Linked DNA regions of Homo sapiens: region 1 is linked to region 2. A link is an interaction called in ENCODE POLR2A ChIA-PET data of the cell type or tissue named here. Cell type or tissue: Caco-2. All regions are shown on one strand. Each heading gives the region's core, and the rest is flanking DNA. Links, peaks and the distances in the headings are about the cores only.

Region 1 (7,840 bases), core at 1,452-6,451, 130 kb after region 2:
ATAATAAGCAAAACAATGTTTGGCTAAGAGAAGTGACACCTTGGGAACATACATGCCATCCCGCCATGCCTACGTATGATCAGGTTCTACCCTTCAATCCCCAGCCGAGCCGTGTTGTACTTGGAGAAAGACTACCACTCCTTCAGTTTCAATACCCTTGGCGAGTCCTGGAGTCACTCTCGGAAATGGGCACATGAAGAAACCTGCTACTTCATCTTCCATAAAATCTCTGTTGGCAGGCCAGGCGTGGTGGCTCACACCTGTAACCCAGCACTTTGGGAAGCCAAGGTGGGCAGATCATGAGGTCAGGAGTTCGAGACCAGCCTGGCCAACATGGTGAAACCCTGTCTCTACTGAAAATACAAAATACAAAAATTAGCCAGGCGTGGGGGCAGGCACCTGTAATCCCAGCTACTTGGGAGGCTGAGGCAGGAGAACCACTTGAAACCGGAAAATAGAGGTTGCAGTGAGTTGATTGTGCCACTGCACTCCAGCCTGGGCAACAAGAGTGAAACTCTGTCTCAAAAAAAAAAAAAAAAAAAAAAAAAAAAATCTCTGTTGGCAGTTGTGTCCACACAAGAAATCCCTTTCAGAATCTGATCTCGGGAAAATTCTCTGCTTCTCAGTGAGGATTCTGGAACACATTGTTTCCTCCTTCTTATTTTAGCCGACAGGAAGCTCAGGGCCCTGTATGTTTATCTCAGCTTGTTTCCCTCATCCTTCATAATATTTTGATCTTTCCTTTTGACCGTCTTGAATATTATTTATTTATTCATTTATTGAAATGGAGTCTCGCTCTGTCTCCCAGGCTGGAGTGCAGTGGCACGATTTTAGCTCACTGCAACCTCCACCTCCCGAGTTCAAGCAATTCTGCCTCAGCCTCCCATGTAGCTGGGATTACAGGCCCGTGCCACCACGCCTGGCTAATTTCTTTATTTTCAGTAGAGATGGGATTTTGCCATGTCGGCCAGGCTGGTCTCGAACTCCTGACCTCAGGTGATCCACCTGCCTCGGCCTCCCAAAGTGCTGGGATTACAGGCATGAGTCACTGTGCCCAGCCTTGAATATTTTTAATATTTTAAATAATAGCTGCCATGAATCATTCTCGGATAAGATGAATATCCTGGGAACAATAAAGACATCATTCTGGTTGGATGGCTAATTCTACTGCCCTTGATGGGGTGCGATTGTGGGTGTGTGTGTTGGGGGCAGGGAGGGGGAGGATGTTGGCTGCCCTTTGCCACACTCTTCGGACACGAAGCCTCTCCCTGTGCCCTGAGATCATCCTGGCTGGAGCACAGCATGGCAGTGGCGAGTCCCACTGCCCCGCTCCCCTTACTCAAAGCTGGGCTTGAAGGAAAGCAGCTCCCCGTGGGAACTCCACTGGAACACTCTGCAAAATTCTAGATGCTGAGTTCATTGCAAGCTGTCAGGCAGCACGTCATCCTTTCTTCATCTACGAAACCTGGGGATGTGCAGAACCACTGGTCATAGAGTCACACCAAGAGTGAAAGAAGGAACTATTGATAATAAAATATGCAAAGCAGGGCTATGTCCTCTAGCGCTGGCCCGTGCCCTGGCTTGCCTGGATGTGGTCCCTGAGTCTGCCCCTCCTTCAGTTAGAGGATCCTGGGTCTCCCAGCCCTCCCCAGAAATAGCTCCTGTCCTTTGGGGCCTTCACATAATGTCTAGAGGCAGGCAAGCCCCCTGTATTTGTTCCCATTCACTCCCATGGGCACTGGGACACATTGGACAAGTTAAACACAACCGCAAGGAATGGAATTCTCCTTCTGTGTTCAGGTGCATGGAGGTAACTGGAGGGGGGTCTCTTCTGCCTAGTTCTCATTCCTTCCACCTCTAGTGGTCTCTGTAGCTCCTTATTTTTATCTCCTCCCTTTCCTAGTCAGGGAGAAGTAGGGGGTGGGCCTACCTTGCTGGAGTGGGGGTGTGGGGCGGAGCAACTTCCAGGCACTGAGTGTGGAGTGGGTACTGGGTTTGGGTCGCTCTAGAAGGGGAAAGGGGTGTTCTTTTGTTCTGAGATCTATCCACAGGAGGGGGTGTTGCGGGATCTACAGTGAGGGTCAGTCTGCTATGGGAAACGGCCCCTGCCTGGGCACAGGCCCATGGCTAAAGCTGTTGATCCAGCATTCCTTAACCACTGTTTCTCCAAGGGCCATGGAAGGGGCTCTCCCCTGGATGGGGTCTGCAGACAGACAAGGGAGGAGAAGAAAGAATACACCAGCTCTGAGGCCCTGGGGCAGCCTCAGGCGGGAAGCACACGCCAGGCCCGGGGGCAGCCTGAGCCACACGGAGGCCTCTGAGGCCAGGCCGGAACCTTTGGAAGTGTGACTAGCTCTGCTTCCTCGTGTGTGTGTTCTCTTAGCCTATAGGAACCTTCCTTGTGAGAATGCCAGCCTGTCACAGCTGGGAGGCAGCTGTGGAAAGAGAACACTGAATTTGGAGACTGAAGGCCTGGGTAGAATTGTGGCCGCCCTCCCACTTCCTTGAGCAAATCACTACACCTGCTGAGCCTTGCCTTCATCTGTGAGGGGATGAAGCCTTCACATAATAGCCTTCACCGTGCTGTAGAGGGGATAGATTTAGAAATTTGGTGTGGAAATACCTCATATAGGGAAGGGGCGCAGCCGCGTCATCTGTCATCTTAGTTGAATTGTTTTTGTTTTGTTTTGAGACGAAGTCTCGCTCTGTCACCCAGGCTGGAGTGCAGTGGTGTGATCTCGGCTCACTGCAACCTCCGCCTACCAGGTTCAAGCGATTCTCCTGCCTCAGCCTCCCGAGTAGCTGGGATTACAGGCACCCATCACACCTAGCTAATTTTTGTGTTTTCAGTAGAGATGGGGTTTCACCATGTTGGCCAGGCTGGTCTCGAACTCCTGATCTCGGGTGATCCACCCACCTCAGCCTCCCAAAGTGTTGGGATTACAGGTGTGAGCCACTGCGACCTGCCTGAGTTGTTCTTAGAGGAGCAGAGGCTGAGTGTTGTCCATTCTTGGCCTAGAAGTCAAACAAGGAAACAGAGAGGCCTGTGGTCTGGGGGGCAGGCATGGCTGGAATCATAAGGATATCACTGAGGGGGAAGGTGCAACTTGGACAGGGGCTGCCACAGGGTCAGCCACTCTGCATGGGAACTCCTGTAAGGGGGACCGTGTGGCCCACCTCCACCTGCTCACTGAGGAGGCCGCAGCTCACAATCAGACACGGAGGGCCTTGGCTGGGCGCAGGAGGGGCCGGTCACCCAGGGCCTCCGCTCCAAATCTGTGTTCCTGTGACCTGCCACCCTGGAATCTGATCGCACCCTGGCCCGTTGTGCTGGGTAGTCTCTGTTCCCAGTACCGTGTCCCAGCCTTAGCTGCCAGCATGCTGTCACCCTTGGGCACAGAGGGAGGGTAGGAAGTTTGTCAAAGTTCAACACACTTGGAAATGTTGAGCAGGCAAATCTCCTTTTGGGATGATAAACTTTAAGAAACAGCTACAGGCCGGGTGCGGTGGCTCACGCCTGTAAACCCAAAGAAAGTTGAGAACTGGCGCCTGCCCTTGAACTGCTCATGCTGTGTAATCAAGGCGGGGCGAACACAGTGATAACAGGGCAAGTCTCAGCCCAGAACAAAGCAAGGGCCACTGTGGGAGACGGTTGGTGTGTTTGGAGGTAGTAGAGATTGGCGGAGTAGCTAGTGAAGCTTTCAGAGGCCTGCAGTCTCTTCAGCAGTATTTTGAGGAGGGAGGAACGTGATTTGTTGGAAACAGAAGGCAGGGGTTTGTGGAAATTGCAGCAGTATTACTATCTGCACAAGCATAGTACAAATAGCACTTCCATAGCACAATCCATAGCACTTTCACACCAGCTCAGCTTATCCCCCAGCAGCCCTGTGGGGTAAGCACTGTTATCATCACATCAACCTGAGATAAGGTAGGTAGAAATTCTAGAGATGGAGATGCAGGGGTGAGGTGCTCTGAGCAGAGGGAACTGCAGACGCTTGTTAACAACCTCTCCAAACAGGTAGGGGCTCCAGGCCTCTGATATCTCTGTCCCTTGACTTTTAAAAAATTTAGTAAAATAGATGCAACATAAATTTTAGCATTTTAACCATTTTTAAATGAACAGTTCAGTGGGATTAAGTACATTCACATCATTGTGCTATCATCGTGACCATCCATTTCCAGAACACTTTTTCATCTTTCCAGACTGAAACTCTGTACCCACTGAACACTGTCCCTTGACTCTCTAAGCCTCAAGTGGAAATGGGTCTCTGTCATGACTGGCATTATGCCTATGGATTCCCTAACACATCTTTGCAAACACTCTTTTTTTTTTTTTTTTTTTTGAGATGGAGTCTCGCTCTATCACCCAGGCGGGAGTGCAGTGCTGCGATCTCAGCTCACTGCAACCTCTGCCTCCCAGGATCAAGCGATTCTCCTGCCTCAGCCTCCTGAGTAGATGGGATTACAGGCACACACCACCACACCTGGCTAATTTTTTGTATTTTTAGTAGAGACGGAGTTTCACCATGTTGGTCAGGCTGGTCTCGATCACCTGACCTCGTGATCTACCCACCTCTACCTCCCAAAGTGCTGAGATTACAGGTGTGAGCCACTGCGCCAGGCCTGCAAACAGTCTCTTAATTAAACTATCCTCAATGTACCCCACTGGACTGTGACATCATTCTCTTGCTGGGCATTGGTACAGTAGCTCTATGATGCAATTTGCTAAAATGATCTTATCTCCATTGTACAAATAAGAAGCTGAGGCAAGAGGAAGCTAAATAATTGCCCAAGGTCACAAAACCAGTAAGAGATAGATCTGGGATTTAAACTCCAGCAGTCTGGTTCCAAGATAGTTGAAACCTAAGAGAAGGCTACATAGTTGAATATGGTGGTGCCGCTGTAGTCCCAGAGACTCAGGAGGCTGTGGCAGGAGGATTGGTTGAGCCCAGGAATTTGAGGTTACAGTGAGCTATGATCATGCCACTGCACTGCAGCCTGGGTGACACAGTGAGACACTGTTGAAAGAAAGAAAGAAAGAATGAGAGAGAGAGAGAGAAAGAGAGGGAGAAAGAAAAAGAAAAGAGAGAAAGAAAAAGGAAGAAAGAAAGAAGGAAAGAAAGAACGAAAGAAAGAAAAAGAACGAACAAACGAATGGGAGAGAGAGAGACAGAAAGAGAGAAGGAGAGAAAGAAAGAAAACAAAGGAGAAAGAAAGAGGCCAGGCATGGTGGCTCACACCTGTAATCCCAGCACTTTGGGAGGCTGAGGTGGGCGGATCAGGAGTTCAAAACCAGCCTGGCCAACATGGTGAAACTCCATGTCTATTAAAACTACAAAAATTAGCTGGGCGTGGTGGTGGGCGCCAGTAATCCCAGCACTTGGTACTCGGGAGGCTGAGGCAGGAGAAAGAACCGAGAGAGAGAGAGAGGAGAGAGAGAGAGAGAGAGAGAGAAGGCAGAGGGGCAAGGGGAGAGAGAGACAGAGAGAAGGCTACAGAGAAACATGGGGATTCAGCACAAGCTGAAGAGACCTCAGGAAGGCTGCTGCACATCTGGGCGGAGGAGAGCAGGAGTAGGAGCCCAGCCTCAGGCGTGTTGAGATGGAAGAGCATGTCCTGATGGGAGACACTGCCACTGCTAGCGGCTGCCTGCCCCTTGTCCCTCCCTGAGCTGAGCCATGCAGTCAGCTGACCCTGCCATGAAGAGGCTGTGAGGAGCCTCACCAGGGATGAGCTCCGAGGGCCAGAGGTGAGGATGATGCTGATATAGGAGTGAAGGTGTCTCAACCTGTCCCGGGCCACAGCCTTGCCACCCTGGTGAGTGGCATGGCCCGGGTGTGACTGATGTGACCAAATGGATTTACTCCACTGGGGAAGGGCTCCTGGGTTTGCCTCCCTCCACAGCACTGCCTGGGAGCACCAGCATAAAAGCAAGGCCAGGCGCCTGGAAGAGCGGGGAGAGAGTGGTGGCCACAGTGTGTCAGAGCCTTGGGACCGAGAAGCAAAAGTGAGGAGAGGAGACACAGGACCAGGGAGATGCTCTCCCTGCTCAGTGGGCTGGCTTTACTGGCCATCTCCTTCCTGCTCCTGAAACTTGGCACCTTCTGCTGGGACAGGAGCTGTCTTCCTCCTGGCCCACTCCCCTTCCCCATCCTTGGAAACCTGTGGCAGCTATGCTTTCAGCTGCACCCAGAGACACTGCTCCAGGTAGGAAGCCTGTGCTCAAGCTGGAGGCCCTAAAGGGGTGGACAGATGAACCCCTCTTCTCTCTCAGACCAGCGGCACTGGAGACAGAAAGAAGGAACAGAGGTCAGACACGTGTGGGGTGAATCCTGGTCTTACCATTCATTAGCTGGGAGGCTTTGAGCCTCAGTTTCCTCGCCTGTCAAATGCAGGGTGGGAGGGGGATTGCAGAAATTGTGGACTTCGTGCAGAATCTAAGAAGTCTAATCTAAGAAATTCTGAGTGCAGGAGAAGTCCACTGCCAATGGAACAGGGTGGCGAAAACCACTGAACAGAGCTCAACTCCAGGAGAGCACTGTGTGTGGCTGGAAGAAGTTTTCTGAAAAGCCACTTGAGATGGGAGTTGGGGGGAATGGGACCCCCACAAGGGCACATTCAAGTGACGTTACTCAAGGAATCTGTGCACAAAGCCACCACCAGGGTAGCTGGAGCCTCAGCTGAAGGGCGCTGTTGGATTGAGTGGGTGGGACTGGGGTGCTGCTGAGAATGATTGTGGGCAGGACACTGTCTTTCCTAAGGCCATGTTCAGCCCTCTTCTTATTCACACTCAACACATTTTTAAAAAATATCTGGTTGGCGCTATCAGACAATTATGATCCTCAGGCTTCCCACGCAGTGGAAAGAGCACTGTACTGGGAGTCAGGAGACCTGGGTTCTAGGTCTTCATCTTTTACTGTCTTTTTTGGCCTGTTTTTTTGGGGGTTTTGTTTATTGTTTTGTTTTGAAACGGAGTCTTGCTCTGTTGCCCAGGCCGAAGTACAATGGCACAATCTCAGCTCACTGCAAACTCCACCTCCCGGGTTCAAGCGATTCTCCTGCCTCAGCCTCCCAAGTAGCTGGGATTACAGACGTGTACCACCAAGCCCTGTTAATTTTTGTACTTTTAGTGAGACGGGGTTTCACCATGTTGGCTAGGCTGGTCTCAAACTCCTGACCTCAGGTGATCCACCCGCCTCGGCCTCCCAAGTGCTGGGATTACAGGCGTGAGCCACTGCACCCGGCCTGGCCTCTGTTTTTTTTAAACTCATAAAATGGAGATAAATTGCCTACCTGCACACTTATACTGAGGGTGGACTCAAGCAAAATATGTAAAGCCCACGTAGGACACCAAGCCCTTGAGAAACTGGTTATTTAATATCATCTGTAAAATGGGTAGAACATTCCACCTCCCAGGATTAATGGGCCCTGACTATTCCAAGTGCACAGGGGACCTGTGACCCAGGGCTTGGCTTGCCTGGGGAACGGGGCTGGAGGCACTCTGAGAAGGTGCTCCTGCAGTAAGTGTCCCCCATCTCTCCACAGCTGGCGCAGAGTGTGTTCACCGTGTGGGTGGGCCCGATCCCCGTTGCGGTGCTGAGTGGCTTCCAGGTGGTGAAGGAAGCACTGGTCTCCAACTCGGAGCAGTTCTCCGGCAGGTCCCTCACCCCGCTCTTCCAGGACCTGTTTGGAGAACGAGGCAGGGCTGCCCCTCCTGCTGGGGAGGGGGAGGCGGCTAGATGGTCACTACACTCAGGGAGTTGGGGATGGCTCAGAGCTGTTAACAGAGAGGGGACTGCCCAGGAGGACCTGCGTGAGGGGTGGGGGTGGGATGACAAGG
Region 2 (7,377 bases), core at 2,378-7,377:
GCAGTGAGCCATGATTGCACCACTGCACTCCAGCAAGACCCTGTCTTACAAAAGAAAGAGGCTGGGTGGGGTGCCTCACACCTGTAATCTCAGCACTTTGGGAGGTTGAGGCAGGCAGATTGCTTGAGCTCAGAGGTTTGAGGCTAGCCTGGGTGACATGGTGAAACTCCATCTCTACAAAGAATACAAAAATTAGCCAGGTGTGGTGGCGCATGCCTTTAGTCCCAACTACTTAGGAGGCTGAGGTGGAGGTTGCAGTGAGCTGAGATCACACTGCCCTCCAGCCTGGTTGATTGAGTGAGACCCTGTCAAAAAAGAAACAAAAAGAAGGAAGGAAAGAAGAAAGGAAGCAAATAAAGAAAGAAAGGAAAGGAAAGGAAACTGAGGGGCAGAGAGGTCCAAAATCTTACTCAGGCCGGGCATGGTGGCTCACGCCTGTAATCCCTGCACTTTGGGAGGCCGAGGCAGGTGGATCACCTGAGGTCAGGAGTTCGAGACCAACTTGGCCAACATGGTGAAACCGCGTCTCTACTAAAAATACAAAAATTAGCCAGGCATGATGGTGGGTGCCTGTAATTCCAGCTACTCGGGAGGCTGAGGCAGGAGAATCACTTGAACCCAGGAGGTGGAGGTTGCAGTGAGCTGAAATCGCACCACTGCACTCCAGCCTGGGCGACAGAGTGAGACCCTATCTAAAAGCAAAACAAAACAAAACAAAACAAAAAACAAACAAGAAAAACAACAAAAAAAAAACTTGCTCAGTGTCCACTCAGGTGGAAATTGGTAGAATCCAGATTCAAAGCCAGATTAATCTGATTCTATTGCTCTTTCTTTGCTCTTTTTATTATTTCACAGCTAGGGAATCTTGTTGACTGGTTCATTATGTTCCTAGGTTTTCATCAGTGAAATCCCTGGGCCTGAACAGTGCTTGGATCCCAAGGTAAATAGCAGGGGCAGCAGCTATAGTTTTGCAAATCACAGGTACCAATATCTAGCTCCTCAGCTTATCCCAAGAGGATCACACTGCATGGCCCCTGGTGGTCCGTTCATCTGGGACTCTGGGAGATCAGATTTGGAATATAGATGTTAGCTGGCAAGGGCAGAATTTGATGGTGGAAGGAGGCTGTGAGGGCTGCCATTCTGCATCCCGGATAGATGGCAATCACATGCAGAGGGCATTGGCCAGGGCTAGGGAGCTGGGAGAGCAGGAGGTATCTAAAGCACCCAAATCACCAGCTGGGTCACCAGCTGAGGTCAGGCTGCTATAGTGCCTGGGAGCAGGAGAGTGGGAGCGTCCTGGGCCTCCTGAGCCGCACCTAGGATAAAAGGCTGATGGACAAGCCTTCACCTGTGGCTGCCACTTTCACAGGCCCAGGCTCTTTTCCCAGGCACTGTTGAATGATGATAACTTCATACTTGTCACTTCACTTCTCTCCACTTCATTTTTCCCATCTGAAAAAGGAGGGGGTTGACCTGGAAATCTGTAATTCTTTATGTCTCTTGCCTCCCACCTAGAAGACTGTTTTGCACTTCAGATTTCAGCCTGTGTGAAAAATGGACGCTCTCTGGTGTTTCACATTCAGTTTTGCAGCTTCTATCAACTTATTAATAATTGTCAATAGCAATATTCGAAACATAATTTAATCTGTGTTATTAGCTCTACTTCACAAATGAAAAAAATTTTTAATATATAAGGTTAAGCCACTTGGCCAATATGATCCAACTAGCAAGTAATGGCATCAGATTAAAAACCCAGGACAGCCAGATGCCAGATTTCTCTCTACTGTACCTTCGTTTTTTTCCTGCTGTATAAAAGAACCAGTGCCAATGAACTGTCAAATAAGAGAGGTTATCAAAGGGAGAATCAGAAATAGAAGAGGAGAAAAAGGACAGGTTTGAAACAATGCCTGTGGCTTCACATCCTAGAGTAGACCTGAAGGAAGGGGCAGGGCCTTCCTTCAGGTCCTTCAGGTCCTGCCCTGAAACACGATAACAAGACAAATATTCTAGTGTGAAGTTAATATGGAACCAAAAGAAAGTAGATTAAACATGGAAAAATGCTTTTTTTTTTTTTTGAGACAGGGTCTCACTCTGTCACCCAGGCTTCAGAGCAGTGGCGTGATCTCGGTTCACTGCAGCCTTGACCTGCCAGGCTCAAGAGATCCTCCCACCTTGGCCTCCTAAGTAGCTGGGACCACAGGTGCATGTCACCATGCCATGACTAATTTTTCGTATTTTTTGTAGAGATGAGGTTTAGACTGTTGCCCAGGCTGGTCTCGAACTCCTGAGCTCAAAGGATCTGCCTGCCTTGGCCTCCCAAAGTGCTGGGATTACAGGCGTGAGCCACCATACCTGGCTGAAATACTGTTTATAATGGTTTAGATAATGAGAAAGTGAACATGTGAGAACCACAGGATAGCACTGCAGATGAATGGACAAAGTGAGGAGCTGCCAGGCAGAAACAGGCTGTCAAATGCAAGGTGGCACAGGAGGGACCAGTGCCTGTCAGCAAGGTTTCTAAAGAGGTCATAAATTACCTTGCAAAGCCTTTCAGAGGTTTGCCAGATAACAAGAGGAAAGTCATTAGCACAAACTGTACTTATCATATGATTCTATTATAGATGGAACAGCAAAGCAGCAGGCACACCTGTTAATTTTGTGGGAGAGCTCCAGATTCAAAGGTTCTGTATGATTACCATTGATGTTAGGATCACATGTTCAGATTTTGCTTGTGGAGAAAATAAAATCACTATAATTATATCATGCCTTCTCTTACTAAAAGGAGATATATAGAATATTAATCCATGTGTCAAAAAAGATAAACTGCACACTTCTGTTAAAATAAAACTTAAAGCTACATTTTGGGGAAAATGTGAAGAAACGAAGCAGAGAAATATGTACCTGGCCAGACATGGTGGCTCCCACCTGTAATCCCAGCACTTTGGGAGGCCGAGTTGGGCAGATCACCTGAGGTCAGGTGTTCGAGACCAGCCTGGCCAACATGGTAAAACCCCGTCTCTACTAAAAGTACAAAAAAATTAGCCAGGCATGGTGGCGCATGCCTGTAGTCCCAGCTCAGGAGGCTGAGGCAGGAGAATTGCTTGAACCTGGGAGGCAGAGGTTGCAGTGAGCCAAGATTGCACCACTGTACTCCACCACTGTACTCCAGCCTGCGTGACAGAGTGAAACTCTGTCTCAAAAAAAAAAAAAAAAAAAAAAGAAAGAGAAAGAAAAAGAAAGAAATATGTACCTGAAGATGGGGGGAAGACAAAATAATGCAAATTGATCTTAAATAATTTCAGAGCCCCTCAAAAGCTGGGTAAACAAGCTACTCTGAAAAAGTTGAGGGTGAGTTTTCAAGTGAGAATGACCATCTCAGTATGGGGTTATAGGAGTGGAAGGTCCGCAAGGGTCTGGCAGTACAATGTACATTAGCAGCCAAAAAACTAAATCCAGAGGGAGCACAGAGAAAAGATGAATCGGTCAGAGTCGATTTGGGAAATACACTTTCCAGAAAGGAATGGAGAAAGTATAAATAGTGAACTTAGGTGCTGGGCCTTATGACGGGGTAAGGAGAGAGTGGGTAAGGGATAGAGGTGGGACTTGGGAAAATGGCGGAGGGAGTAAAAGGAAATGTAAAAGAAAGTTTGTCTTTGGGACCCTGATCAGGGCCTTGCTCTTGCTGTTTTAATTCTCCTAAAGTGTCAGCTGATAGAGACTTGAAGTGATACCGATGTCTCCATATGGGACTCTGAGCACCTCTCTGGGTTTCCTCCTCAATTTGGAAAGCAATGTAGCAGACAGGTTAGGAGTCCAGCCTCTAGGAGTCAGCCAGCCTCGGGTCAGACTGCAGCTCTGTCGCTTAACTAGCTGTGGAACCTTGTGAGGCCACTAACTGGCCTCTCTGTCTTCATGTTCTACAGGTAAAAAATGGAGACAATAATACAAAACCACAGTTCTAAAATCTAAAGAGCTTGGAAAACTAAATGATTTTTTACAAATATTTGGTGGCGGCCGGGCGTGGTTCCTCATGCCTGTAATCCCAGCACTTTGAGAGGCCGAGGCGGGTGGATCACCTGAGGTCGGGAGTTCGCGACCAGCCTGGCCAACATAGTGAAACTCTGTCTCTACTAAAAATACAAAAACTTAGCCGGGCATGGTGGCGGGTGCCTGTAATCCCGGCTACACGGGAGGCTGAAGCAGGAGACTCGCTTGAACCCGGGAGGCGGAGATCGTGCTGAGATTGTGCCATTGCACTCCAGCCTGGGAAACAAGAGCGAAACTCCGTCTCAAAAAAAAAAAAAAAATACACCAAATATTTGGTGGCAAAACAGACCAGAATTGATGCAAAGCTATTCATAGTTTTATTTTTTCCACCTAGTGTGAATATTCTTAGATTTCATTGCAGAAATATTAATCTGCTGGTTACAGGGTGCTGCTCCATACCCCAGTTGGGGCGTCAGTAACATATAGTAAATAAATGCACACTTATGACCTTTTTAAAATCTGAAAAATTCCGAACTCCAAAACACATTTGGCTCCAAAGGTTTTTGAATCTATGGTTCCTACTTCATAGCGTTACTATGAGCATTCACACGGCGCACTTAGAGTGCCTGCCGCGTATTAATAACTCAGTAACTGGTGGTTATTATTACTAGTACTGTGTCTTTCCTGAAGGCCCACCTTTTAGAAATCTGTGAGTTGAGGAACTGCCAAAATAATGACAGACACAGCAATTTACTTAGGTGAATGTGAGGGCTGTATTCCCCAGGTTGTGGACATGCCTGGAGGACGGTAATGGTGAAAAGAATGCCGGCAGCGTTCTGGAAACTGAGGAGCAAAAGATCTTCTTGGAAAAACAAAAACAAAAACAAAATGCATCCTAAAAAGAGAATGAAGGGACACAATTTGGTTTGAAGACCATGGGCCTGAGTGACAGGAGGGATTCAGAGTATTGCAGGGTATTTCTGATTTAACACCCCAGATGCCCATGGGCCCCTCTGGAGTCCCAGTGGAACTGAAAGAAAAAAGCGAGTGACAGCTGGTCCTGGGGTTGCAGCATCCAGCTGGGAGCCTCTGTAGCTCCAGGATCCAGTCCCGACCATGGCTATGGCTCTGAGAGAGCAGATACTCTTGCAGCTAATGTGGGGTAGAACCTTTGGCAGGCACTAGCACTACCTCTAGTGGACATTAGCAACCTTGCCACCCTTTGGGCATCTACAGTGACCAGAGGGAGCCGAAGGAGTTTGGGAAAGAGCAGTGGAGAGGAGAAGCCAGAGAAATATTATTTAGTGAACCATTTTGTGAGTCTATTTTTACTCCTAGATGGTCATGATTTGGGAAATATGAGCTACAGATAGAAAGTAGTAGAATAAATGAAAGAAATGGAAATAAATCGTTGCGAAAAAGAAAATATGATGTTTGAGTGTAGTTAAGTTGCCCTCAAATAGGTGCTTTCTGAACCAACAAATGCCTTAGCTCTCATGTCCAAGGGCACAGTAGAGCCTCAACTTGTGCAAGGCAGCTAGTGCTCCCTAGGCAAAGACCTTCGAAATAATAAGACAAGTGTTAGGAAAAGGCACTTTCCAGTTCATACGGGGGCATTTGTGTTCCTCTCAAGTAAAGTAGATGTCATTTTCAAATGTGCTTCCCTTGGCCTTATGTTCTTTTCTTAGCATGATTAAGGGTACATCAACTCAAATTGCAACACAGATACTTTAACGGTAATGCAGGATTATGTTAACACTCTAAGTACTTAATGATGAATGAGTCATACGTCAGGGTGTAACAAAAGGCTGCGCTCTTTAAGCAGGAGAGGCCTAGTTTTGGCACATTAATTTCTGAAGCTTAAGTCCAGAGTAGCTGGATTTAGGAAGTTAATCTCTGTTTTTCTATAATTCCTTCTAATAGATTTTGGCCCCTTCTTTCTCTTCCCCTACATTTCACATGTTGTCTGATAGACTTAAAAAAACACACACGTAAGAGAAAATCCTTTTTACTTTGGCTGAGAAGTTTCTGCAAGAAGACTCTCAATCCCAAGATTTTTTTTACCATAACAGAATTCAGGGAAAAGCCAATACTTTCTGCAAAGGGGCATATTGGGGTGATTTAATCAAGGACGTACCCTAGGAACCTGAATCCTGAGGAGCCAGGGAGGTATGGGAGGGCTGAGTGGGGCTGATGGCATGCAGGAGCAAGGACCCGACTTTTGGAGGGCATAGGAGACTATTCAGGTCTGGTCTGAAACTACACAGAGGACTGGGTTAAAAATGAGGCGGTTGACAGGGCCACAAGGCTGACTGAGAGCCTGACTGGTTTCTGGAGTTCTCTGGCAAAAAGAAGTCCAGACTGAAGTTTGCAGGTGAGCACCTGCCTAGGTGTTCCAGAGGCATATGACGGTGATGATGGAGGAGGCCATGAAGAGCAGGTAGAGGCGGAAGAGCAGGGCGTCCATCGCGTGGCTGAACTGCACCCACAGCTCCACCGAGTGCTGCTTCTGGGCCTCGTGTTCCCGCTGGGCCCTTGTCCATTCTGAGCCCCCTGTCAGCTCTGCCTCCCCAGGGCCTGGCATCTGCCCTGCTGATACCTCTGGCTCCTTCACACCTACAGAAAGACAGAGACTCAGCCATGGGCTGCAAATGTCACCTGTGGAGGGAGGGAGACAGGGAAGGAGGCAGGAGCAGAGAAGTGGAGGTGGGGGAAGAGGAAGTATGACTTCCCTCACCGGGCAGGTGGGTGGGGGTGAGACCCGGGCCCTTATTTCCCTTCTGGGGCGCAGTGGGACAGCATCTCCCTTGGCCGGTGCAGTGCAGCAGCAGGGAGTGGAGCCACCGAGGCAGAGGTAGGGGCTGGGTGGTGGCCACGTGCAGCAGGTGGGTGATGAAGATGGTCTCCAGCAGGCTGCCCACCATCAGGGACAGGCACAGGGCGAAGTAGACACCTGCAGGCAAGGGGGTCTGCATGAGGGCCAGAGGCGCCACCTAGAATTTCTTGTTTCTTTCCCAGAGGATCTTTTTCCAGGATCCCTTTTCACTTCGCCTGGTTCTGCCCATCCCTCTCCCCATCCAACACACACCTCGCTTTTGGTCTCTTGATGGATGAGGACGTACTAGTGAAGCATGTGATGAAGTGCTAGTGGCTGGGAGCAAGTCATTCATCATGAGCAGGAAGACGCTGTAGCCCAGCAGAACAGTCATCTTGAATGGGGCACAATTCCCACTTTCCAGTGGCAGGTAGAAACTGAGGGCATCGATGGCAATCAGAATGCCACTGGGCACCAGAAAGTTTACCACGTAGGGGCTGGGCCTGCACCTGCGCCTGATGGCCACCTGGTGGGGAGGAGAAGGAGGGGCAAGTGAGAAGTAGGCTGGGAGGCTG

What was found. ChIA-PET counts read pairs that join two places held together with the same protein. Peaks named below come from ENCODE experiments on the same cell type or tissue, not always from the same donor. Only the 100,000 strongest peaks of a DNase experiment are listed, where the experiment ranks them.
Region 1: POLR2A ChIA-PET joins it to region 2 with 15 read pairs; 4 of 35 experiments call an interaction of 5 or more read pairs at or near these places.

What each region holds. Positions count from the first base shown.
Region 1 is chr3:183,909,133-183,916,972 of GRCh38, reverse strand. No RefSeq gene overlaps it. Among named protein-coding and RNA genes, the nearest start is that of MIR4448, 26 kb to the right of the region's middle. RefSeq lists an enhancer at 7,645-7,840. In Caco-2, for the core only: no CTCF peak of the experiment used is centred there; a DNase peak (open chromatin) is centred at 3,572.
Region 2 is chr3:184,037,972-184,045,348 of GRCh38, reverse strand. It overlaps HTR3D (5-hydroxytryptamine receptor 3D), which reads right to left. Exons shown (of 8, transcript NM_001145143.1): 6 at 7,076-7,328; 7 at 6,725-6,940; 8 at 5,980-6,603. The coding sequence ends at 6,374. Among named protein-coding and RNA genes, the nearest start is that of HTR3D, 9.9 kb to the right of the region's middle. RefSeq lists an enhancer at 6,222-6,722. In Caco-2, for the core only: no CTCF peak of the experiment used is centred there; a DNase peak (open chromatin) is centred at 5,158.